5 separate regions of the Homo sapiens genome follow, and regions 2, 3, 4 and 5 are each linked to region 1. The links are chromatin loops, found by intact Hi-C in ENCODE. Cell type or tissue: endothelial cell of umbilical vein. All regions are shown on one strand.

What was found. Peaks named below come from ENCODE experiments on the same cell type or tissue, not always from the same donor. Only the 100,000 strongest peaks of a DNase experiment are listed, where the experiment ranks them.
Region 2: it touches region 1 in a loop (5-fold over the local background); 82 of 110 quality-filtered maps call a loop at or near these places.
Region 3: a loop joins it to region 1, with 5 times the contacts of the local background. A loop is called at or near these places in 2 of 110 quality-filtered maps.
Region 4: it touches region 1 in a loop (10-fold over the local background); 2 of 110 quality-filtered maps call a loop at or near these places.
Region 5: a loop joins it to region 1, with 7 times the contacts of the local background. A loop is called at or near these places in 12 of 110 quality-filtered maps.

Annotation. Positions count from the first base shown.
Region 1 is chr9:18,436,582-18,441,581 of GRCh38, forward strand. It overlaps LOC105369293 (a long non-coding RNA gene), which reads right to left and starts at 923. Exons shown (of 5, transcript XR_001746429.3): 1 at 660-923. It also overlaps a transcript of ADAMTSL1 not described here. RefSeq lists an enhancer at 2,070-2,625. In endothelial cell of umbilical vein, a CTCF peak has its summit at 2,036; DNase peaks (open chromatin) are centred at 1,400 and 2,060; H3K4me3 peaks cover 1,006 bases; H3K27ac peaks cover 2,448 bases.
Region 2 is chr9:18,252,590-18,257,589 of GRCh38, forward strand. It overlaps a transcript of ADAMTSL1 not described here. Among named protein-coding and RNA genes, the nearest start is that of ADAMTSL1, 220 kb to the right of the region's middle. In endothelial cell of umbilical vein, a CTCF peak has its summit at 2,663 (motif pointing right); a DNase peak (open chromatin) is centred at 2,672.
Region 3 is chr9:18,487,754-18,492,753 of GRCh38, forward strand. All of the region lies in intron 1 of ADAMTSL1 (ADAMTS like 1), which reads left to right. Among named protein-coding and RNA genes, the nearest start is that of ADAMTSL1, 16 kb to the left of the region's middle. In endothelial cell of umbilical vein, no CTCF peak of the experiment used is centred here; DNase peaks (open chromatin) are centred at 3,048 and 4,998; H3K4me3 peaks cover 510 bases; H3K27ac peaks cover 3,389 bases.
Region 4 is chr9:18,788,430-18,793,429 of GRCh38, forward strand. All of the region lies in intron 19 of ADAMTSL1 (ADAMTS like 1), which reads left to right. Among named protein-coding and RNA genes, the nearest start is that of MIR3152, 220 kb to the left of the region's middle. In endothelial cell of umbilical vein, a CTCF peak has its summit at 2,860 (motif pointing left); no DNase peak of the experiment used is centred here.
Region 5 is chr9:18,357,530-18,362,529 of GRCh38, forward strand. LOC107986990 (a long non-coding RNA gene) reads left to right here. Exons shown (of 3, transcript XR_001746428.1): 2 at 3,342-4,653. It also overlaps a transcript of ADAMTSL1 not described here. Among named protein-coding and RNA genes, the nearest start is that of ADAMTSL1, 110 kb to the right of the region's middle. RefSeq lists an enhancer at 3,577-5,000. In endothelial cell of umbilical vein, no CTCF peak of the experiment used is centred here; DNase peaks (open chromatin) are centred at 1,042, 2,042 and 2,642; H3K27ac peaks cover 3,524 bases.

The DNA of each region.
Region 1 (5,000 bases):
GTCTCCAGTCCACTGCTCCTTTAAACTGCCCTTGCCCAGGTCACCCATGGCCTACCTCTGTGTTGCTCAGCAGACACTTTTCAGCTCTTATTTTACTTTACCTCTCTATGAGTAATTGATGCTGCTGATTCCCCCCTCCTCCTGGAAAATCCCTCTTTAGTTTCCAGAACCACATCATTTTTTCTCAGCCATCATCATGGAATCCTTTCTCCTACACTGTATTATACAGCATTACCTGGAAGCAGACTCTGAGGTGGAGAGCTTCCTGCAAAAATGTTTGTTGCAGAGTGCCCTTGAGAGATACACCCGTAAGGAAGGCAGGAGCAGTAGGTGGAGGGAAAAGTTGACCCACCATAAAGTTGTAGCCAACCCTAACAGACACTCTAGAGCTAAAACAACCCTTCAGAACTGTCTCAAATTGAAGCCAGGGTGGCTCAGCCTTGTTATCTGAGCATCAGCCAGTCATTGGCTGTGGGTCACCATCTAGGATGGTTGTAATCTTGGACAAGGCAATTCTCGGTGGCTAAGAGGGATTCACATGGAGGGGGACACTCTGCGCATCAAAACTGAACTCACTATCTCCACTCCAACCCTCTTGCAAATCCACTGCTTATCTTCATTTCCCAACTTCCTCAATAGCAGCAACAGCATCCACCTACCTAGGCTGCCAGAGCAGTCTTCTCTCCATGTCCCGTGTCCAAATAGTCACCATGGCCTGTAAATTTTACATCATTCATATATCTTGTATTCAATCCCTTTGCTCCATCCCCAGTGCTGCTAGTTTTGTTCAGAGTCTGATTTGTCCCTCCAGTTTCTTCCAATGAGACCCCTTCTTCTAGTCATGACAGACTGCAGTCTATTACTCTGTTTTGCACAATGCTTAAAATCCTTAACTGCCTTCTCACTGCTACAGGGCCAAGTCTGAACTCCTTAGGATGTCACAGAAGTTGTCTACTGACCTGCCTTCCTAACCACCCCCACCACCTCCCTTTCTGAATTCTTTTTGAACTTGCTTCTAGCTAACTGGCTTTCTAGGGTCTGAGTTACAGAGATAACTTTTGAGAGTTAAAGAAAGCTACCCACAATACTAGATCATATTATATTTGGCAGTGATTTCTTCTCAGTGACAAACAAAGCTCTTGACCCAGAACAGTGATAAGCAAGGCATTTCATTAAATACCAGTATTAACCCCAGGAGATCACATGACCTTTTGAGCTTCCCAGCTTTGGCAAGAACACAGCCCCTGCCTGCTAGCTGGGCTAATCTGAGACTGAAAGTTGCCACTAAATCCTGATTAAGCATGACTTATGCCCCCAGCTGTTAACACTGATACACTCGCAGTGCCAAGACCAGGCGCCATTCCCCGGGCACTTATACACCCCTGTCTGCTAATGCCCGCTGCTGTTGCTGCCTGCTGGAACGGGAAGGAGAGGATCAAGGTCACTCTTGAGTCAGTGAGGAGCCAGGGAACTTTTGTTAACGCGTGCTTGATGGTGGTATGCTGGGTTTTGTTTATTCTCTGCATCAGGCCAGATAACATCAAGCAGAATCTAAAGTCTCTTCATTGGCGTTATGTGACCTGAAAGCATTTACTGCACGTTTCTAGTCTTAATCATAGGAAGAGAAAGGAGGGGGAGAGATGGAGAAAAAAAAAAAGGATAGGAATGATAAGAGAAATAGAGGGAGAGAAAGACTATCAACAGAACTTGTTATTTTTGAAAAATAACTTCTGGTGAAAATGGAGCTCCTCTCTGGAAAACACAGGCCAGTTTTGCTTTCAGAGTAGGGAGCTCGCCTTTTGATCTTTTGCTAGGAACCCAACACCGTCAGGGCAGCCACCCCCACGGACAGCTGAAGGCGGCCTCCCAGCCCCTCGGGTGGCCAGGGATGTTTTTGCTTTGGTGTCAGCAGGACCTGACGGCAGTATTTTGGAACCAAGGCTGGCTTCCTCCTCTCTCCGGCCCCATCCCCTTGCTCGGGTTTCAAGCGTGTCCCTTCCCGCACTGCCCTCTTGCATTCGCTTTCTTCTCGAGCTCGTGAATGTTACCCTAGAGGGGGCTGCAGCACCGCAGGCTTCCTCCTCGCCGCCACCATTTGCTGTTGTTGGCTGCGGCTCCGGGTGCCCGGCGCCAACTCCTCCGCAGCTAGTGAGGACCCTGCACTCAGCTTACCCAAACAGACGAGCCGGCGCAGAGTCTGCACACGCCGGGCAGCCCCTCTCGCTCACCCTCACAATTCTGAAAATGGAGAGGCTCATTGCACCACGTGCATTTCCCCAAGTGTGCACGGTCCACTACACCCAGGCACATGCAGCCTCGATTCACACCGGCTTAGCTCCAGTCCCGAGCCTTTGTCCCCCACCCGCATTTATGCACACTCCCCTGCTGCCAGTGATGGGTTGTTGACAGGTTTTTTTTTTTTTCTTTTTTCCTTTCCTTTTATTTTCAAAGTATCCATATTGGTTTCCTGCAAAATTCCTTTGGAGGCTTCCTGGACGTTGCATTCCGAAAGCATCTTACGGAACATGGTGTCGTCTTCACTACGTCATGACCGCCCTGCCAGGGACTTGTGTGTCCTGCATTGGCAAATTCCAAGTCCCTCATCATGGTCTAGAAACAAATCACCCCCGGTTCCTATGTCTTCATTTTCCTTTCATGTGTTCCAGTAAGGCATTAAAGAACAGATAACACTGTAACACTGAATTTGCTCATTGTTATTCCTTACTGAGGACACCCAGTTTGGGGGAATATATGGAAGATATCAGTAAATGACAAACATCTTTATAATAGCTTTGTTTTGTTTTGGACGGAGTCTGGCTCTGCCGCCCAGGCTGGAATGCAGTGGCGCAATCTTATCTCACTGCAATCTCTACCTCCCTGGTTCAAGCAATTCTCCTGCCTCAGCCTCCCGAGTAGCTGGGATTACAGGTGCGCGCCACCACACCCAGCTAATTTTTGTATTTTTAGTAGAGACGGGATTTCACCATGTTCGCCAGGATGGTCTCGATCTCCTGACCTCGTGATCTGCCTGCCTCGGTCTCCCAAAGTGCTGGGATTACAGGCATGAGCCACTGCTCCTGGCTTATAATAACTTTTTTAAAAAATGAAGACTTAAAATTGTATTTTGTTCACTGCTGTATTCTCAGACTCTAATGTAGTGCCTGGCTCTTGAATGCTTTATCAGTACTTATTGGAGGAATGTCAGGCAAGTTTCTAGGCACTTTATATTATTATCCCATTTCATCTTCATACAGCCGTTTGATAGATGACAAAAGGATAATTTGTGTGTCCAAGGTCATATAATCAGAAAGTGGTTGACTCCTGATTCCTCGTGTGGTCTGAGCCTAAGTTTTTAATCTATAGTACACTACTTCACACCATCCAGTAACTTACTATGTGTATTCAATTTTAAATTTGTACTCAATTTTAAATCTTCCTCAAACACCCTGAGATATGCTCACTGTGGTGCTAGCTAGCTAACCACTGCAGACCCTGCTTAAAATTCTCTTAAAATGTATTTATTATGTTTTTGGTAATATTCTCAGGTAGACTTCCTTGCATTATTCTTCTTGATTATGCTTTTACACATACAGGAGTTCTGCTATGGTACAATATGCATTTCTGGAAAACACCTTGCATCCTGGGAAACACACACTAGAACCAGACTCATGAGAAAATTAGATCGAGGTAGACCCCTCAGTACCCATGCAACTTTGTGAACAGAACACCCACAAAAACAATAACAAATCTGTAAAATCACTAGTACAGTTTAAAAGATGTGTTAGGTTTCTATAAATACTACTATAAATATAGGACTCTATCTTAAAACGTAAAAGTTTAATGACAGGGGAGATAAGGACCCATCCTGCTCATTCAATAAGCACAAGACACTGCAATCAGCATCTAGGATGCTGTAATTGGCCTAACAGTCCTACTTTATGAAAAGTATTTTAGGTTAAATTTTTAGGTAAATAAAAACAACACTTTATTTTAGTAAACACTAGACTTTATCAGATGTATAATATATATATATTATATATATCTTTAATTCAAAGTCAAATACTTCTTTTTTATAAGTAGGCTTTCCTAAAAATTACCGCAATTTTAATATGATGCATCATTTTGAAGAGATGGTCATATTTAAGGGCCATTTACTTTTTCCAGTAATTATTACTGACATATGAAAGTGGAAGAGGGGAAAATCAAGAGCTTTATTTTTACTTACCAGACTACCAGGAATTTCTTAACTTCAAAATCTATTTGGTTGAGCTATTAATATTTTAGCAAATAGGTTAATCTTTTTCTTAACACCATTTGTAGACCCATATTAGCGGCTCATCCAAACAAAGAACAACAATTTATGACAGGCAAAAGAGAAGAAAATGTTGGAATATTATTTAGCCATAAAAAGGAATGAAGCACTGATTTATGTCACAACATAGATGAACCCTGAAAACATTATGCTATGTGAAAGAAGCCGGACATAAAAGGGCCCATATAATATTATTCCATTTGTAGTTAATGTTCAAAACAGTCAAACCCATAAGATACAAAAAGTAGATTAGTAGCTATCAGGGGCTGGGAGTGGGGAGAGGAATGGGGTTTCTTTTGGGGGTAATAAGAATGTTATGGAATTAGTAATGATGGTTGTACAATCTTATACAGTCAAAACCACTGCATTGTACACTTTAATTCACTCACAAAAAAGTGAATTTTATGGAATGTGAAATTGTATCTCAATTTTTAAAAAGGAAAGAAAATACTGACTCCATTCATTCTTCTAATAGCTGGCCCTCTTTGGGGAAATCCAGACTACTGAGAGGTTTGTGTGGGCTGGTAAATATTAGTTCTTAGTCACAAGGCTGCTATACATGTCTCACTTCTAATCAGTTTTAAAATAAGACAGGATTTCAGATCCAGTGCTTTTTTTCTGTTGGGGATAGAAAGGAAGATCTGGGAAATTCACCCTGGACTGCCACGGGAAGGAAAAGAATTCACTA
Region 2 (5,000 bases), 180 kb before region 1:
AAAAAAGTCTATACATGTTCAGTACAAATGCAATTTTTTTTCAAAATTTTCTATCCACGGTTGATTGAGTCCACGGATACAGAGCCCGCTGATAAGGGGGTGCTGACTGTATTTTAAAGCCCATCATACTAGCAAAACTTCAAGAGTAAAATTATCTATTCCTGGTAAGAATGTTAGGAAATGAGCATCTTAAATGTTGCTGGTTGGGTATTAGTTGTCACCATTTTTGAAAGTTATCTTGCTGTATCTAATAAAATTTACAAATACATATGCTTTGACTAAGCTATCTAACTTTGGAGAATCTCTGGAAAGCAAGCAGCAGGAGATAAACATATGTTACACTATGTTTATTACCTCATTATCTTCCAGTCCTTTAAACTGTAAAGAAAATAAATTTTCACCATTAGGAAAATATTTGAATTGATTGTGGCATGTCCATACTATGGAATACTGTGCCGCTATTTGAAAAGAATGTTACATTTATGTCTGTCCATTTGGAGAGGTTTCTATGATGTAGATGTCATGATGAGTGAGGAAACCAAGGTGTAGAACAATATGTATGGTACTATCTCATTTCTAAACCAAATAAAAAGCTGAAACCTTACCTATGTCTATATATGAGTGTATATGTCTGTATGGGTATACATAAAGTGGTAGAAGGATGAACATCGGATGTTAACATTGGTTACCTCAGGAAGGAGGGAATGAAAGGGACCCTGGGTGGATGGAGATGACTAATTTCTCCTTTATACATCTTTTGAAGATTTTCTTGGTAACAATGATCATATATTAGTTTAGTGCTAAAAAATAACAAGAAAGTAAAATAATTCTAACTAGTTGTCTAATTTTATCAAAGATAGTGTAAAAAACTAGGCCTATATTTCTTTTCTAAAAATAGAATGAAAACTTCCACTTTCCCCCATTACTATAGGAAGCGTCGCTGATTACTTCCTAAACCCCAAGAACAGAAGCAGCTTACAAAAAATTGTAAGTGACCTGGGTTGTATATCTCTCACTGCTCTGTGGGCAAAGTCAGGGGAAAATGCTTCTTTCTAGAAGTTGTCAAGCTTCCCTGTGGTCTGTCTGGTTGGTTCCTTGTTTCTAGCTGGAACTGCTTTTCAGGTCTTTCATTTTAATCCAATTTGATGCTTTAAAGAAATTCTAGCTAGTAGGAGCAGCCCCATAATTTCCGGAGATCTCCCCTTAAATAACAATTCCACTAGAATCTTAGCTTCACACACACTACTAAAGCTGTAGTTCTTAGGTAGTGGGACGAGGCAAGCACCAGCAGTGATAATGGCATGCTTTTTGATGAGTCTTTGATGATATACAACTTTTCAAGCACATTGCCATCTTCATTCCTTTGGCAACAAATTTACGTGCCAATTCACGTGCTGACCCATCTGTGTGCAACCTGCCACTGTAGACCAGATATCATCGTGTTTGGGAGGCAGCACCTCCTCGAGTGATTAAGAGCCTGAGCTCTGGAGTCAGACTCCCTAGATCTGAATTTTACCTGAGCCACCCTGTAAGCTGTGTGGTCTTAGACTCAATTTCCTCCCCTGTAGGATGGGAGAGCTAATCACGTCCACCTCACTGGTTTGCTATGAGATAAACTCTATAAAACTCTTAACAAGTAGTGTGTTAGTCATCATTATTATTTGAGGGCTAACATTTACGGACGGGTGGCCACGTTTTCTTTTCATAGTATCTTAAACAGCCTCACCTATGGAACTACCGTCAATACTCTTTTTGGTTTTTTTTTTTTTTTTTTTTTTTTTTTTTTTTTTTGAGATGGAATCTCGCTCTGTCCCCCAGGCTGGAGTACAGTGGCGCGATCTCAGCTCACTGCAAGCTCCACCTCCCGGGTTCACGCCGTTCTCCTGCCTCAGCCTCCCACGTAGCTGGGACTACAGGCTCCCGCCACCACGCCCGGCTAACTTTTTTGTATTTTTAGTAAAGACGGGGTTTCACCATGTTAGCCAGGATGGTCTCGATCTCCTGACTTCGTGATCCGCCCGCCTCGGCCTCCCAAAGTGCTGGGATTACAGGCGTGAGCCACCGCGCCTGCCCCCCCGCCCCCCCCAGTACTCTTAAATACACTTTGCAGTAAGGAGAAAGTGTGGGAAGAAGAGAATTGTGAGTGGAGCATTTTACAATCATTTTTAAAATTAAGAACAGTTGGTATGTATAAAGTTATTAGCTATGTGGCAAGAAGGGGAAAATTTTGTCGGCTTTGCTAATTTACTTTGTTAAACTTAAATCTGATACATAAGGAGCTAAATTTATGACATTATCTAGAGCAAGAATTAAATTGGTAATCTTCCCTTGTCTTAGCAATAGAAACCCAATTTTCCAAAGCCAGCTCACCTGCGTTTGATGATCTATAGGTTATATTTTTTCTGTATTTAAAGTGTGACCTTACTGGATTTGCAAATGATATTGCATTTATTTTCATTAAATGTTTGAGTGAAAGTTTCTATATCTGACTTGTCTTCATTTTTCCTCCTAATAAACTTGATATTGTTTGAAATCTTGTTTGGCATTATAATATTAACAAATTCCAGCTTTTGGTGTTTTAGTGTCCTGGCTGTCAAGGGATGAAAGCTGAAGGGTCCCGTGTATTTGCACATTCGTAGGCTGTAACTCCACACAGAAACCACTAGGGGGCGCTGCCGCATTCTTTACCTTGTAGCAGGCGTATAAGCGGCAGGCGTATGAGCGTTTGCTAGCATCTTTAAATCATGTGTGTATGCTCATACTTAGAAAAAAAAAAAGAATGAGGCTTTGATAGTAAAAACAGACGAAACTCTCAGCAGGTTTCACATGTCAGTACTTAATTTCTGCAGAGTCAGAAAGAAGGCTTTGTTTTTTAGGCTGTACTCCTGTGACCAGCTACTTATGTTAACTTCTAGAAAAGCTTTGAGCATTTCTGTGACTCCCCAGTGCATTTAGCATTTCCTATGTAATAAGAAATAGGCCTTTTACATTACAGGATATGTATGAATAAAGGTGTGAAATATGAACCAATCATAAATATAGTGGTTTCCTCTCTAAAGGAAATATCTATGTTTGCAAATCCAGAGACAGGTGAAAATGAGGACTTTGTCTTTTCATATGCTGTTATTAAATCTTATTTATTTGGATGCAATTCATCGTTCTGTCGAAATCCCACTCCTTGCCCACTCCCTCCCACCTCTCTGCCTCTTTCCCTGGTCTCCAGCTGGCCCTTGGTAAGCCTTTCCATCTACCCTCTTTGTCAGAAGACTCAGGGAGTCTTTCTGACTACATAACTGCGAAGCAGAGATTATAATCTGTTTCTAAATCTGATTGTGGTCTTGTTTCTCATATGCAACTGACTTTCGCCCCCATCAAAGAGCCCTGTTTTTGATTTTTCATGTCTGGATGACTACAACATTATCTTTGGCAATCTTCCTTGTTTCCTATTTGAAGATGCTCTTCCAACCGAAAAGCATAATTTCTCTCACTCTTATCATGAGATTCCATTTCTTAAAATGTGACATAATGCTTCTCTGAGCATAGTCTACAAGTCTACATTCTGCACCTTTAAATTGAAGGTCCCCTTCTTACTCAGCTTCCATGACATGAAATCTCATAAATGACCTTGAGGAGGGTTTTATTCATGCTGGATCAAAGGCAAAGGGCATCGTACAGGCTGGGACGTTTGTCTAAGCATGAGAAGTTTGACAAAGATGGAAGACGCTAGGCAGGCAATAGGTTGGTTGCAATAAGAAAGGGCAACTTAGACCCTTGAACTCCTGACAGGGTTTCCAGGAGTTCCTCAAAGGTAGGGTGTAGGTACAGGAAAGAATGCAAAGTACAGTCCAATGAACCCTGAGGTTGGAGGATATAGATGCTTAATGGAGCTTGCAAAAGTCATTGTGAACCTTCTCTGTCTAAAACACTATCCTAGATGTTAGATGATGTTTTGAAAAAGAAATGGGCATAGACATGAATAGAATATGGTTTCTGACATCAAAGGAGTTAACAGCCCATTGGGGAAGACCAAGGAGCCAGTGCTATAGTAGGAGAGGGACAGAGAGGCTTAAGAGCTAATTCTGGAACCTACTAGCCTCAGGAAGTTTTGCTTCTAGCCCAGGATTCATTATTTACATGTGAACCAGATGAGCCAGCGGTGTTGCCCAGCAACCATCGTAATATACAGCCCGGGTGCTCTGATAGTGACATCTCCCTGTCAGCACTGCCTGTTCCTTGGGAATGTTTTCTTTGATTCATTTTCCCAAGAAATTTCATTAAGCCATATTCAAAGTAAAAGAGTTTTAAACCCCCACTGACTTTTACCCCTCTTCTGTGCTTGTACTTTATCTGCCAGAGAAGTCCCAGAGACAGCTGTACCCCTGCCTCAAGCTTACACATTCCATGAGAGTGGTTTTTGTTCATTAAAAATAATTTCCTGATATCTTCAACTTATCTTAAATTCATCCAAAAAATAAGCTTGATTGATGTACAGGTAGAATGTTGGATAGATGATAGGTATGAAATAAGTCAAATATAATAAAATATCAATTACAAAAATTAGATGTCAGGTATGGTGATCATCACAACACAATTCTTTAAATTTTCATATTTGAAATTTTTCATAAAAATGTTTTTTAAAAACAAAAAGTTATTTTGTAATTTTCTAATTTATCAAGAGTATCTTGCTACAGAATGGAGGAGATCCAAAAAGATAATGTGAAAGGCAGAGAATTCAAAACAAAATCCAACTCAATTAAAAATTTGCAATGGACTTGAATAGACATTTTCTCTAAAGATATACAGATGTTCAATAAGCGCATGAAAAGATGCTCAACACCCCAGTTATTAGGAAAATGTACAATAACACAACAATGAAATATCACTTCACACTACAATAGTTATTATTCCAAAATAATAATAATAACAACAACAGAAAATAAAATGTGTGGGTGATGATATGGAGATATTGGAATCTTCGTGCATTGCTGTTGGGAGTGTAA
Region 3 (5,000 bases), 51 kb after region 1:
TGCAGTACAGATTATTTTCCATGTTGTTTGAACTATGTTTTTGGCCTTGGTTAGCAGGAGCCTCCCCAGTGTGCTGAGCGATTTCCACAGCTTCAGAACCAAGTTCATTGCAGTTCACAGCTTGTACCGTATTTCATCGATCCTAAGACACAAATTTTTTTTCTGATTATAGCAACTTGAATGAATTTCATAATTATAGCAGCCATAGTTTAGTGAGTGGCATTTTTAAAAGGGTTCGTAATGGCATATAAAATAGGAATGTCACTTCAGTCTATAGCATCTTAGGTTTGATGCAATGCTGTATCAGTCTTTCCAATATCTAACGAATAGAAGCAAAGCTAGGCTTAAGATTCAGATGCAGAAATACGATTATGGAACCCTCTCATTCCCTATCATCTGATGTGGATTATTCCCGCCTTTATTTACTGATCTCCCCAATCTGAGGGCCTGGAGAGAGTCTGTATGTTTGTCTTACCTTAGATCTGTTCTGTCACCTATCAAGATCAAAACCCTCTGCCCAGGACCTCCTTTATTCTTAATCTAGGGGCGCCTGTTTCCTTATCTGGAAGCAAGTGTACCATAATTCAGTAGCTTCCCACGTTTGGTCAGTAGCCAAATCAGCCAGACACTTGTTAAAATTATGAAGGCTCCGGCCCCTCCTACTTCAATGAGTATAGACCTCTGTGTATTTTATTAGCTTTCTTGGTAATTCTGATACACACCAACATTTGATAACCACAGAAATAGTGGTTAAGAGATAGACTGCCTGGATTTCAACCCTGGTTCCACCAGTGTAACCTTTCTGTCATTTTCTGTGCCCCAGTTTCCTTGCCTGTAAAACAGGGGTCAACAATGGCATGTACCTCAAAGGATCATTGTGAAGTTTAATAAAACAAGTCATGCAACCTACTCAGCACAGTACCCCACACAGGTAGCAGGTGCCCAATAAACATCAGCAATTATTACTCTCTCCCTGCAAGGCTGAAATTTCCCTACCTCATTCCAGAAACCAACCTCTTGTCTTTCCCTGGATTCACAGCAGCTGACAGTTTTGCCTCGTAACTACAGTCTTCCATGCAATCTCAAAGAAAGGGACTGAGAGGAAAAACTAAGATTGCTTTTGAATTTGTGGGGTCTGGAGCACATTGAAGCCAGTAAGTCTAAGACAGAATAAAGATAAAAGTTGGTTCAAGAAAGTCATCCAGTGAATTCACTCATAAATGCTTGTCTAATTTAGGGTTCTCAACCCTCTTCTGCATAAAAATCACCTCAGGAATTCCAAACAAAGTATCTGGGTGGCTGGCAGCCTCCATCCCCGCAAGAGATTCTGATACGGTTGGTCTGGGGAGAGACCCAGACATTGGCAATTTTCCCAGGTAATTTGAATGTATAGACAGAGTTGACAATCACTGATCTAATTGAATATTTAAAGGGTTCCAAAAACCTCTTAACTGTTAGTGGATATATCTCTTATATTTGAAGATGCTTTATAAACTCCCTTCCTCCCTGTGAAAATCAAAAACTTAGGAGCCCCTTGTCCCTAAAACAGGGATAATATACTGATTCCAGGAACTCCTGTAGTCAATGTGAATGCACTTTGTAAATTGTTAAGTCTATATGTGAGAGGAAGCATTCTGGTGCCTAATGTGAAGATGATCATCCGATCCTGTTACATAGCATGCACAAAGAGATTCAGAAATCCTCCAGTTACCAGGATGTCGCGTAATCTGAAGTATAATGCACCAGCCACTTCAATGTATACACTTTTCATTCAAAAAATAGGAACCATGAACATGTTAAATCATTTCGTAAAAGATAGAAGAAATTAAAACCTTCCTGAGCCCAATTTGAAGGGACAAAATAAAACATACGCTGAGAACATTCAGTCTTCCACACAGACTAGTCATCTCATCTTTTATTTTCTTTATTTTTCTTTTTCTAGATGGCCATTGTGTGAGATTAAGTATTTGGTCATATTTCCCACTGCTCTTCTCAGATAGCTAAATTTAATTCTTATCCAAATGACCGACTTACCCAACTGTATACCACTTATTTAATTAGACATAAAGAGATACTAAATTCCTCTCATCTGTTGAGGAAATGATGGTAACCTGGCTTTGTCTCCTACCCTTTAACAGAAACCTCATTTCCCCTTTTTTCCTAAAATGCCCATAAACCTTCAGTGCCTCATAGTAGTATTATGAGGATCAAATAAGTACGTGTAAGTACTTTGAAAACTGTAAAACCTTAGTCATCTCGTGCTCAAAAGCCTTCACTGTCTCCAGCTGTCTGGAGTCTACTCAAGGACCAATTCCTCAGCTGGGATCCAAGGCCCTGTCCCAAACCATCATTCCTATCTTATGTTCAGCTGTTTTACTGCATGTGTCCTGGCACACTGAGACCCATGCCACAGAGGAACTGGCCTGGCCAGAGCTGGAAGCAGGCTGGGGTCCCAGTTGTGTATCACATAGAAGACCACTGCAAGAAGAGTCTGAATGGGGGCTCTAGCAGACAGGGGGAACAGAAGGAAGCTACACAGCAGAAGCAGAATAGGTGGCAGAGGCAATTGATTGGAGGGAGGGAGAGGGGGTAGGTGAAGGGGATGAGGAGGAAGACAGAGGAGGCTGGAGAAAGGGGAATTGTTGTATAGCAATGTCTGTATGTTCATCACTATGCTAGGGGGAAAGACTGCTAAAATATTGGGGCCCCAAATAGCGAGCTTGGTTTTGGATGTGCTGAGTTTAAAGTATCAACAAAGCATTCAGGTAAGTGAAACTAGAATCCTGGAGATTGGAAGAGACGTAGATTTGTAAATCACATGCAAGGAGAAGACAACTCAAGTGAGGAAAGTGGATAAGATCAATCGGAGCACAGAGAGAACAGGGGCCTGAGGAAAGAGTCTTGGGGATGACAGCATTTGCTAGTCCAGATGAGTAAGAAAAGGCAGGGGACAAAACAGGGGAGAACTCGCTGCCAAAGAAGCCAGGGGAGCATATTCCGCAGCAAGATGTGAGGGAAAGTCATAGGATGTGGTGAATTACAGGATGCTGATGAATTTCAGAGGAGCCACGTCAGCCAAGCGGTGGGCAGAAGCCAGATTACAAAGCACTAGAGAATTCGGGAGTATTGGGGAAGTGGGTGCAGTGAACATGGGTTAGCCTTTCAAGAAGTTTAGAACTGAAAGGAAGGGAGGCAGGAGACAGGTTAGCCCTCACCACTGACAGAGTGGAGTGTAAAGGCAGGAAAGCACAAAGCAGGAGCTATGTGATAAAAGGGAGCTTGGTTTTAATAAAAAGAAGAGAAAGTGCTTTCGTCTTAATAGCTCAAAGAATGCTGATAGCAGCCGTGTGTGAAATTGATTTCTGAGGCCCAGCACCAGAGACAGAGAGGCTGTGAGGCAAATGGGGTAGTAAACCATGATTTAGCACCTTCACTTTCTCTGCTTATTACAAAACAGGCTTTAAAAAAGATGCCTGTGGTGTGCCTCAGCATTCTTGATATTTTCTGTGGCCAAGATCCATTTTAATATATTCCTGAGGCATTTTGGTAATTCTAACACTGCCTGAGACATTAATCTATTAACTTTTCACATTGCTAAGCATGTTAATGCAATTTAAATATTATTTCTCTTAAACAACATCGATGTGGAAGGAAAAAGAACTCTTCTTGCTGGAAACAAAAAGGTAACAGGCTGAAAATGCTTACACGTTGAAAGCACAATTAAGCTTTATAAACTCTCAAAGTATTTGCTTCTACTCTGCAAGCATTGAGAGCCAGAGATGGCTCACAAAAATCACAAAAAATCATGTCATGTTTCATGTACTGTTAATAATAAACATTTAATAAGTGGTTTTGCAGATGGCTCCTTAACATGATCATTTAATTTATAAATTAGAAGATGGTAGTCCTTCCCATATATACAATATCTGGATTATATTTTTCAGTTTAAAAATGCCAAAAGTATGCAGAATTTAGCCAGCCCCAAAACGTAAATATTTCTGTTGACTGGAAGATAGGAAGAGATGACTGCTATATTTGTCTCTAATCACCATTATTATTTCCCATTTTAATACAAGTAGAGCTGTACTATTTACAGATAATGATGACAAATTATAGTGGCCCGATAAGGACAGGTTCTTTTAGACAGTTATTTTAAATGAGGCACTTATACTACAATCTACTCTGGACAAGATTTTAAAGAAAAAATTGTAGGCTATCATGTTTTTGAAGTAAATACCTATTTAACTAGAGAATGCATGGCTTGATTGATGTAGTTACAACAAAAGCTATACTAAGACAATAGTAACTGACTCTCATTTATTATTGATAAAGGACTTAATATGTAGGAAAGCATTTTAAAAAACTAAGTTACACAGTAGGGAAGCACAATAACAGAGTTTCTGTTTTGATACAAAACAAAGTATGTCATGAAGATTATTGATATAGCACATTATAATACAAACATCACAGGAAGAAAAAAACATCATTCCTTAACACTTGGCTAGGAATTAAGTCAATATAGAAACTGAAAAACATCAAATAAAGCTGACTTTTATCTCAGCATTTGGGAGACTTTTGCTTACAAGTATTTATTGTTTTTCAAAGTATTAAAGAGTAAACTCTTATTAATAAAAAGTACAGAGTATAATTTAGCATTTCTTTTATTATTCAGAAGTCACTTTAGGATCTGCCATAGGTTCTGGATGCAGAAAATTGTATTAGCAAAGAAAGAAAGTCCCAGCAGAGATTCTCTGTTTCAAGAGTTGCTTTGTAACAAAACAATTCTTAGGACTGAAGCTGTAGGACTGCCTCTACTTGGATTTCATTTATTAATTGCACTGCACAACGTTTTTTCATGTATTAGCACTTATATTTAAAAAAATAACTCTATGAGTTACACAGAGCAAATGCTTATGTTCCATTTTACAAATTAGAAAATTGATTTGTAAATGTGCTTAAATGAAATAGACTAATTTAGAATCATAGACATTTTTGTAGCT
Region 4 (5,000 bases), 350 kb after region 1:
CAACTAGGCCCCGGTAGATTCCTGGATGCTGTCAGTTTAAGAACAGTCAAAGGTTATTCCTTACTCCTGATGCCACCATGTACTAGCTGAGCAAATTGCTTCTGTGAACTTTTGCCTGCTCTCTAAAATGGGAAAATAACATCAATCTAGTAACATGGTAGTAAGGATTCAATAATAAAAAGCATATACATTTGCCTATAAATACTAGCACCCGCTCCCGCTTTGTGGTAGATTCCATTATCCTAATCTAAGGAATCCCTAAGCAGAAAAATACCCATTTTAGGATAAGGAAAAGACTTCACCATCTGGTCCTATAAATAGGAATTTGGGGCTAATGTTATTTGCACAAACTTTGCTTACTTGCTCCTGAGTTCACTGTTTTCCAGCTCTAACTCATTTGCTCTTGTTTGTATTCCTTTCTGAAATTGCAGAATTCTGGCTTTTTTTTTTTTAGTGTTCTAAAATTTCAGTATTTGGTTATTGGTGTTAATACAGTTATGGAAATAACTAGTTGTCCTTATTCAGAGATTCCTGAGTCAAGAATAGAATTAAGGTAGTTGCCAACCCAACGTGCTACGTGGCCTCACTTCTTGCTCCTCTTTTCTCCTCCCTGGTCCCATGCACAGCAAACCCTTTGTTCCCTTTCTATACACCCAATTTATGTTTTTTCATTGAAATCTCTACATTTCTCATTTCCCCATGTCTTCACGACATCTAGAATTTATAAGCCCTGGCATGAAGAGTGAATGGTAATGATCATGGCGATGTTAACAACTGTAACAAAATCATAATCACCTACATTTCTGTAGTTTTTTACTACATGCCAGGCACTTTTCTGTGTCCTTTAAATACATTAGCTTATACAGAACTCTCACAACAACCCTAGGTAGGTACTATCATTCTCATTTTATAAATGAGGAAACTGTCACTGAGAAGTTAAGTAAATTACTTGCCCAAGGCTACAGAGCTGCTAAGTGGCAAAGCGGGGATTTGATCCCATCATTAATGGCTCCGGAGTCTGTCCTCTGAACCACTGTCCGCTATGCTATATTGTGGATATGATCATTTTCAGCCCCGTTGCTTTGAAGGTAACCAAATGAGTATTTATTATGTATTTATTTAGTGTGCCAGCACTATGCTGAATACTGAAGAGAGAACTATGAATGAGATAATAATTTATAATCTCACTGAAGAAATGAGACACTGTTGATTGAAAAAGGCTTCGTAGTGGAGTTTTAACAACTAGATCAGGAAACAGACAGATTCTTGTGTAGTATAGCAGCACAAGGAAATAGAACTAGAACTTGTTCTTAAGGGAGGGGGAGGAGGAGGAGCCTGTCTTTAGCCCCAAGCTAATGACAAGGAGAGTCAAAGAGGCCATCTTGACTAGAGTGACAAGTTTGTATTGGGATGTGGGGCAGATAAGTTTGGAAAGAAGAGGAAGCTACTGTTCTACAAAGAAAGGATACACCCACAATTTCTAGCTTCCAGTCCTGTGTTGAGGCCTACAATAGGTTTAGGAAAGCGTACCAGTCAGAATGAGAGGCCTGAGGTGGCACAATAACATATCCCAGGTAGTAGATGGGCATTTCTCTACCCAGAACCTGAATATTTTGTCTGACAACTAGAAATTCCAAGAAGGTTACTTAGGTTATGTGTACCATCAAAAAAAAATCATTTATTAGCTTTATCTGGTGTTTAAACTGAGACCTTTTTACTTGGAAAACAGTAAGAATGAGTCTATATACTCTTCTATGAGATCTTCGCAAGAACACTGTGAGGTCAGTATTAGCCTCAATTTATAGAAGAAACTTAAAGGCTCACACAGTTGAATGACTTGCCTAAGGCCCACCACACGACTCTAGACTGGAGTCCGAGTCTCTTGGTTCCAATTTGGGAAGTCTTCCCCTCCACAAGGCAGCTCCTCATAGCTGGGCATGGAGATCAATTTGAGAAGTAGGTTCACACAAGACAGTGGTGTCACAGTTGAGCCAAAGATCCAGAGGACCCCATGATGCCAACCTACTCACAGAACTTCCAGAGACTTTCCTTTATACACCCGGAGCTGCCTTTGTTTCAAATAAGAGCCCTTAAGCACTACACATTCCAAATGCAGAGGAGATGATTTATCCTGAAAGAGATTATACTTGGTAGAAATGGCCTGTGAGCATTTGGTCCATATCTTATTCTCATGCATGACAAGGATTTTTACTTCTGTACTAAAACAATTTCTTGCACCCTCTCGGCTGGTCCTTAATTTGTAGCATGCTTGTGAAGGCATATTGTCACATAGAAGCTTACAAATAAAGGCCCCCAGAAAAACAAAACCGCTCCTTCATTTTCTGGCTAGAAGTAGGGTCAAAGAAGTAAAGTAATAAATTTTAGGCTAGAAAAATAAAAAGTGTGGTACAGGTCTGGGAGGAAGTCAAGGAGTATTGATATACCTAGCATGACCACAGTACCACTTGCTATGTAGGTCTTAATTGTACCCATTCTATGTCCCCACATCCTCTGGTTCCATAAATTCCAAAACAGCTCCAAAGGAATCCTATAGGTTTTGTTTGGAAAGCAGCCCTATGTTTCTCTGCCTGCTCATTCTAAAGCAAGCCTATCAAATTTGGAAACTAAATATAAACTGACAGAAATCAGCAACTAGCGAATTAAGCTAAATTAATAGAGTAGACTACTGAAATACAAAGAAAATGTTTTTTTCCAGGAATCTCTCTCTCTAGTCGCCAGGCTAGGTAAACTGAAGCAAGCCTCCGTCTCTGCAGCAAGCCTTTCCTTTGCCTGGCGGTGCTTCCCAGAGAGCCCTGCATGGGACCCCCCTCCAGAACTACTGCTCCGCCTAGTGGCAGCCTTCAAGCCTTCATCTACCAATTTTATGGGCATATTGTATGTATAATAACAGGAGTCAAATCCTCCCCCATCCCTGAAAGGACTTATGTCTTAGTGGATTTTAAGAGAGAGGGAAATAACATGCAAATGGGCCAAATGTACAAAGAACACACTGTGGGCAGCTTTCTAATTACAAGAAGAAAGCACGACTAAACAGTTGAGTCTTATGGTGGTCCCAAAGGGATTATAGGGTGGAAAAAAAAAAGTGCTGGACCAAAAACATGAGATTCTACTTCAAATCCTGACTCTGCCCCCAAATAACTATGTACCCTTGAGCTAGACAGTTCCATTTTATAAATATAAGTGACTTTTATAAGTATACACAATAAGTGAGAAATTCAGGCTTTCTCCCATGTAGATTCTGTCTTAAGACAATATTTAAGACTGTTTTTATGAAAATAAATACTACAGTTTCTCTATCTATGTATATAGTGTTTATGGAATAATAGACTATACAAACGCTAAATCTCATGATCTACATGTCACCGTTTCCATTGCCGCTACTCCTATTCTAGTTCAAATCCTTACCACTCTGTGCCCTCTGTGATGGATCACCTCCCTTCCTTTCATCAGCCTTGTAGGAATTCTTTTCCAGGCTTCAGACATGGGCAGAAAGCATGGTGGCTTACTTAGTGCCTGGAGAAACCAGTGTAACTATAAAAACTAACCCCCACCTAAAAATAAATGGGCCAGGGTAGGAGAGGGTTACATCCTCTGCCTGAAATCAGACAGGTGCAGTAGTTGTATGCAAAAAAAAAATGATTCTAATATGGAGATCTAATAAGTTGCCTAGGGGAAACTGGCCAATATCATGTGCCCCTCTCACTCCTTCCTCACAATTTCCTCATCCTCCCTCCTCCCTCATGGTTAATTTGCCATTCAGAGTGTGCAGCATTACCAAGAAAAGAGTCATTGGAAATACCAAAAGAGGATCTAGAAATTCCTTATATACCCCAGTTTAACAATTCCCTCTGATGAGCAGGAAAACAGACTTCAACTGGATTTTAGAAGTTGGTAAACTGAAATAGAGGAAGATAATGAGATTTGCCAATGGCCATTACTTAAATCATAGTAGGACCAAAACAAAGTTCAGAAGAACTATCTTCTAGCCTCCTGCTGCGAGTGTCCAAGAACCGTTTTCTGTAGGGACAAGGGAGATGTTTCCAGTGCCAGGGAGCCAGCTACCCTAATGGGTTTGGGAACTTAGCATATTTTAATTTCTACCTTTGCCATGTGGTGAAATTGAATAGTGATCTTCTGAGTTCCATCATTCTCAGTTCTATTGAAACTTGACTAAGCCTGCTTTCATTATTATTTAGAATTTTTGTGAAAGCATAAATATTCCTGGGACATCCTAAAGCTTTAAATCATAAAGTTGATTTTTAATTTTCTAATCTAAAACAGCTTGAACACCTGAAGAGACTTAGCAATGATATTACATTATGTTGCATCTGATAAGATTCCTTCAGGAAACAGTCATACTATGATCTAAAATATTGTATGGTTTACCAAAGATAAGTAAATTGTATAGTCATCTTTCTCTTATTAGCTTCTTCGAAATAAACTAACATGTAATTGTTTGACTTTGAGAAAAAAGCAACTAATGTTTGATGGATGAGTGAATGAATGGTTGGATGAGCCATAACACAATCTCTCAGTGAATGTATGGGTGGATGAGCTATATCACAAGCTCTCAGAGGCTTCCTTTCATCCCTCACAATGTTTCAGCTCTAGTTGAATGCCACAAAACTTGAGGGTCTCCAGTAATAGTGGTGATGATCTGGAATAGCACTAAATCAAGCACAAATCATTCAAAAACTTCCTTTAACTAAGGTGTCTATTTCCTTCCCCATTTTACTAGAGCTGCCCATATATAACTCGATTGATTGATGGAAGCCTTACTTCTACTTCCTGCCTTTCCTCTGACAGGAGGTAAGAATAAGCAATGTAGTAGGCCCAAGGCCAAAAGCTGAGCTGAGGAGATCTCATTCACTGCCAGACTGGTCACCCACCTCAGAATAATTGACAGCTGATTAGAAGTGGTGCTGAAATGCAAATGTCATACAGCCTGGAGAGACCCGGCAAGGGAAATAGTGAGGAAA
Region 5 (5,000 bases), 79 kb before region 1:
TGCAAGCAGAGATTAGCTTAAGCATTGCTAGATTTTTTTTTCACTATCTCAAGTTTGCATAAGGATAATATTTCAGAATCTGAATCTAGTTCCTCTTTCTTTATCTGAATTGTATTCTTTAGTTGTATGTATTTGTTCTTAAGTATAGTCAAATATAGTGCCAAAAGCTCAATAGTCTAAGTATTGCCAGCTACAAGGTATAATATATATTTCATTTGTTTTTCCATAACCTAGAATTGGAAAACATGAAAATGAAGACCTGTCATTTACAATTATGCAGCCTCCATCTCTATATTTATTATTCTGCTAGAATGATACTGCTATCGTTTTAGACCTGAAACATTCTCTACCCTGTCCAGCTCTCTGCATATCCCTACCCCCACTGCCCCATAATGGATTAGACTCCAAAGAATATATTTTACTTTGTTGTTGTTCAGTCTAAAGCTCCTTCTCACCCTATTTTCCAAGGAGGCTGTATTGAATAGTGAATGAGAGCATTAGGCTTTGGACCAAATAGACCTAAATAGTTCAAATCCTGGCTGTTCCGGTGACTTAGACATGTTACTTTGGTCAAGTCAGTTAATCAGTTTTCTCATCTGCACATTTAGAATACCAGTATATACTTACAGTTGTGAAAATTAAGTGAGAAATATATTAGGTACATAACAGTGCCTGGAATAAGGGAGAGCTTAATGAATGCTAGTTAACTTCAGATCTATTTCCCCACATATTGAACTATATGGAGGAAATGATAGTTGGAGTCAATTATTTTTCTGTTCTTTGCTCCTTCCTTTTGTGGGAAAAGTAAGACCATTAAGAACATTTTTGCATTTTTTTATAGAGATAAAATCCATATAACATAAAACTCATTATTTTAAAGTATAAAATTTAGTTATTTTACGATATTCACGATGTTGTGCAACCATAACCACTAATTCCAGAATGTTTCCATTATTCCAAAGAGAAATCTCATACCCATTAAGCAGCAGTCACTCTCAATTCTTCCCCAACCCTTATCCCCTGGAAATGACTAATCAACTTTCTGTCTCTATGAGTCTGCCCATTCTAGACATATTATATAAATGTAATCATGTGATATGTGGCCTTTTGTGTCTGGCTTTTTAAATTTAACACAATGTTTTAAAGCTTCATCCATGGTATTGCATGTATCCATACTGCATTCCTTTTTATGCCTAAATAGTGTTCTATTTTATGCATATGCCATATTTGTTTTTCCATTCATTGTTTGATAGACATTTGGATTATTTCCTTATCTTGGCTCTTATTAATAATGCTGCTATGAACATTTGTGCACAGGGTTTTGTGTGAACTTACATTTTCAATTAGGACCATTAAGAATTTGCTTCCCAATATCACATGCTAACTAGTAGCGATTATTGTAATTTTCTATAGCAGACATTCAGAGTCATGGAGGGTGGGGTAGGGGTTGGGAGTGTCTTAAATTTCAGTGACTTCAAACAGTTTGAACACTCTTCTCTTTTTAGAATGCATGCTACAAGCAGATATACTGCCATGCTCTTATCCAGTAATTTAGGTAAAGTTAACTCAATAATAATTATATGCAATTATATAACATACAGGCAAACATATATGCATGCACATGCTGGGCTGAAGTGACTTTTTTAGTACAAAATAAGCTCTGGTCCTGCACTTACTTATTAAGGAGTTTTGTGTATAAAGATATCCCCTTCCCTCTATCGGGGCCCTTTTGGATCCCTTCAGCCTCCATCTTTTCCATTCTTCTGCCCCCATCTTTTCCATTCTTCTGCCCCCAGAATCCGATGCTGTCCTAAGAATGTTTGGCACCAATCATCTTTGAGAAAAGGTTACACAAATTAAATCTTTCACCAGGGACTTACAGTTTAACAATGTGATTCTTTTCCCAGAAGTAGTTCCACATTAAAGGAGAACAAAGTGAGGACAATGTTTGACCCAAAAGATGGTTACTAATGGTGGTTTCTTTACTCACCAGGAAGATATTTGAATCAAGGTCCTTGCCAGTGTTCATAGCTTCCCATTCGGATATGACTCTGAATGTCTGCTGTAGAAAATTACAGTAATTCCCATTAAGGAAATGACTGCTTTCTTCTGCACCAAGATTGTGTTTTCAGATCTTTTTCCATCTTTTGTAAGCCTTCACCCATTTTGATCATGTAAGATATGTATACAGCCTGATTCATATTATTTTTAACTTTTCTAAGGGTGTTCCTTATTAAAGTGTTGGCATTACCCTAGAAGTCCCCATTCAGCAGGGTTAATGCCCCACCTCCCCACCCGCCCCCCCGCCCACACAAAATGCCCCACCCCTGCTTTGACATTTGATACCTTGGACTCAAGTCTTGTTAAGTAACTTTGAAAAAGTTATTTAACCACTCTGAGCCTCATCAGTGTCCTCAGCTCTATGGCAATAATACTAATAATAATGTTAACCCTCCATAATTATTGTGCAGATTAGAGATTAAAACATCTAGCAAAGTACTTGGCACTTGATTAGTGCTCAATATATAGTAATTGTATTATTGCTGTTGCTCACAGTGAGGGGAAGTCAGATGTGGTTTCCTAGGTCCTGCCTATTTACAGAAGGTTCCTGTGTCTGGTGTAGCTTTCTTAGGTTATGCTCTGTCCTCTGATCCCCAAGCAGCTGCCTCTGTCTCTTTATCTCAATCACTTTAACTCCAGATTGAGTTGAATTGAATTGAAAGCAAAGATAAAGGAATAGTAACTTGAAGACACATGATCTACGAGCTACACAAAAACATGTTGAAGGGAAACAGACAACCTAGGAGTCCTGTCATGGTTTCAGTGCACTGGATTGCAGGAAGTCAGAAAACTGGGCTCCAGTTCTGGTTCTGTCATTTGCTAGGTGTAAGATTCTGGGCAAGATTTTTGAACTCTCTGAGCTTCAGTGCCCTCTTCCATAAAATGGTATTAACATTGGTACGACTTCATGCTTTGGGGTAAAGAGGTGAGATACCCTAAATGAATGATGACCAAATAGAGGCAACTGTAAATAAAAGATTTTTTATTTCCCCAGTGACTGAGGGGAGGCTGTTACTGGTTATGGGAACAGAGACATTAACACTCTTCAAAGTGGGGCAGTTGCACATGACAAAGAATTGTCCTGTGGCAGATGTCAGTAGCACTCCTATTGAGAAACACTGCACTTAATGAATATGTTTTTGAAATTTTAACATCTAACATGAAAAATCACTCCAGTGCCCACCAATTAATACATGGATTTCATTGACAGGGGTCTCTCTTCTTGTGTTCTGTGACTAGGATGTCTTGAGCATAATCCTAAACTTTTCATTTTCCCCCAGAAAAATGGACTCCAAAACAACCATTTTTAAGTTTCCCATCTCCTGCTTTCCCTGCCGCCAAATAAATGAACAAATCTCAATCTGAGTAAATCTCAGGAGTTAACAATTGGTAAGAAATGTATCTCAGAAAAATGGTGATTAGAATCATGAAATGAAGCTTGTTAAATGTGTTTTGAGCCCGTTGGAATGCAGGAGTTTTATAAAATACAAGATGGTATTGTTTTCCCCCGAATGTGGGTGCCTCCATGAGTTGTACTGTCGACAGGTTTACATTTTACAGCAGTATGTGAATAGCATGAGAAAAAACAAAACCATCTGTAATGTATCTAGGGTTCTTTTCCAATAAGTGTATTTTTCGATTATAAGGAGCATTAAAGTCACATTATAGAAAATTTGGAAAATAAAGAAAAGAACAGAGGAATCATCTATAATTATTCAACTCCTAAAATAACCACTATTAAAATGTTGATGTATTTCTTTTTAGTGTATTTCACTTGGTATATTCTCGATTTTCAACAACAGTTTTGTCATTGAACATTAAATCTAATACTTATATGATTCCTTTTGAAATTAGAAGTTGTTTTGTGATAAATGTCTTTATGGCTGCAGGCTTTGGGGGGAAATCGTAGGTTCTTGCATTTAAATGACTTTGAACTTAATGATGTGTTGTGCCTTAAAGCAAACAATAGGGAAATTATATTTTCAGCATCTAGAGTTGTTTGTGTTACACTCCGAAGCCACTTCTTTTTTTCCAGCTTTTAATCCCCTAGAGTACTTGAAGGAGCAGAACTATGAGAAGCAACACCACACTAATTTAGTTTTCATGCAGAGAAAGACTCTAGTGCTGGATTCAGATATTTTTGTGAGCAAATAAAAATCTCCGGAGACTTTGTAGCTTAGTGAATAAAGGATTGGCCTCCAACCAAACCCAACTAAATGAATTTGGTGGTCTCAGCTGAGTTTCCAGCAAGTTTTAGCCTGCATTACAAATTCATCACGCACAATTATGTGCAATTTGGCACAACTTCCAATCCCTGCTTAGTAGAGGCCCTCTGTTTGGGACAGAAGGGGAGCATAAAATACTTCTTGTGCCTAGAGGGAGCAGTTCTCTTAGGTCAAGGTTGTGTTACATATGGAAAGGGATGGGGTAGAAGTGTTGTCAAGCACAAAGAATCTAGGAATATGTGGGTACTGAACATTAGTTGTGTTTACCATTTGAAATTTCTCACTGTAAGGTTCTTCATTCAAACAGAAGATGACAGTTCTGACACCAGTGGGCACATAGATTCTCTCCCAGCTAAAACTGGAACAGGTGAGTTAAGATCCATACAATTTTGTTCTCACCTAACACTGGAATATAGAGCAGAATGCAAAAGCAGTTTAGAACGTAGTTGGAAAAAAAACTCAGACCTGATGAAGTGCCTAATATGTTGGAACAAATATATTAGGAATCTCTAGAAATATCACATATGTCTAGTATTGCAGTAATGCAGAATAATTGTTTGATTGAACATAGGCCAACTCAGGAAATGAAAATTTTAGCAATTAACTTACTTTCCATGGTCCATTCTTCTTACATTCCATATATTCAACTTGGGTTTGTTTTAATTATTTGGAGAGAAGTATATTGAATAGCTGAGTGTTCCTTGCTTTGTGTTC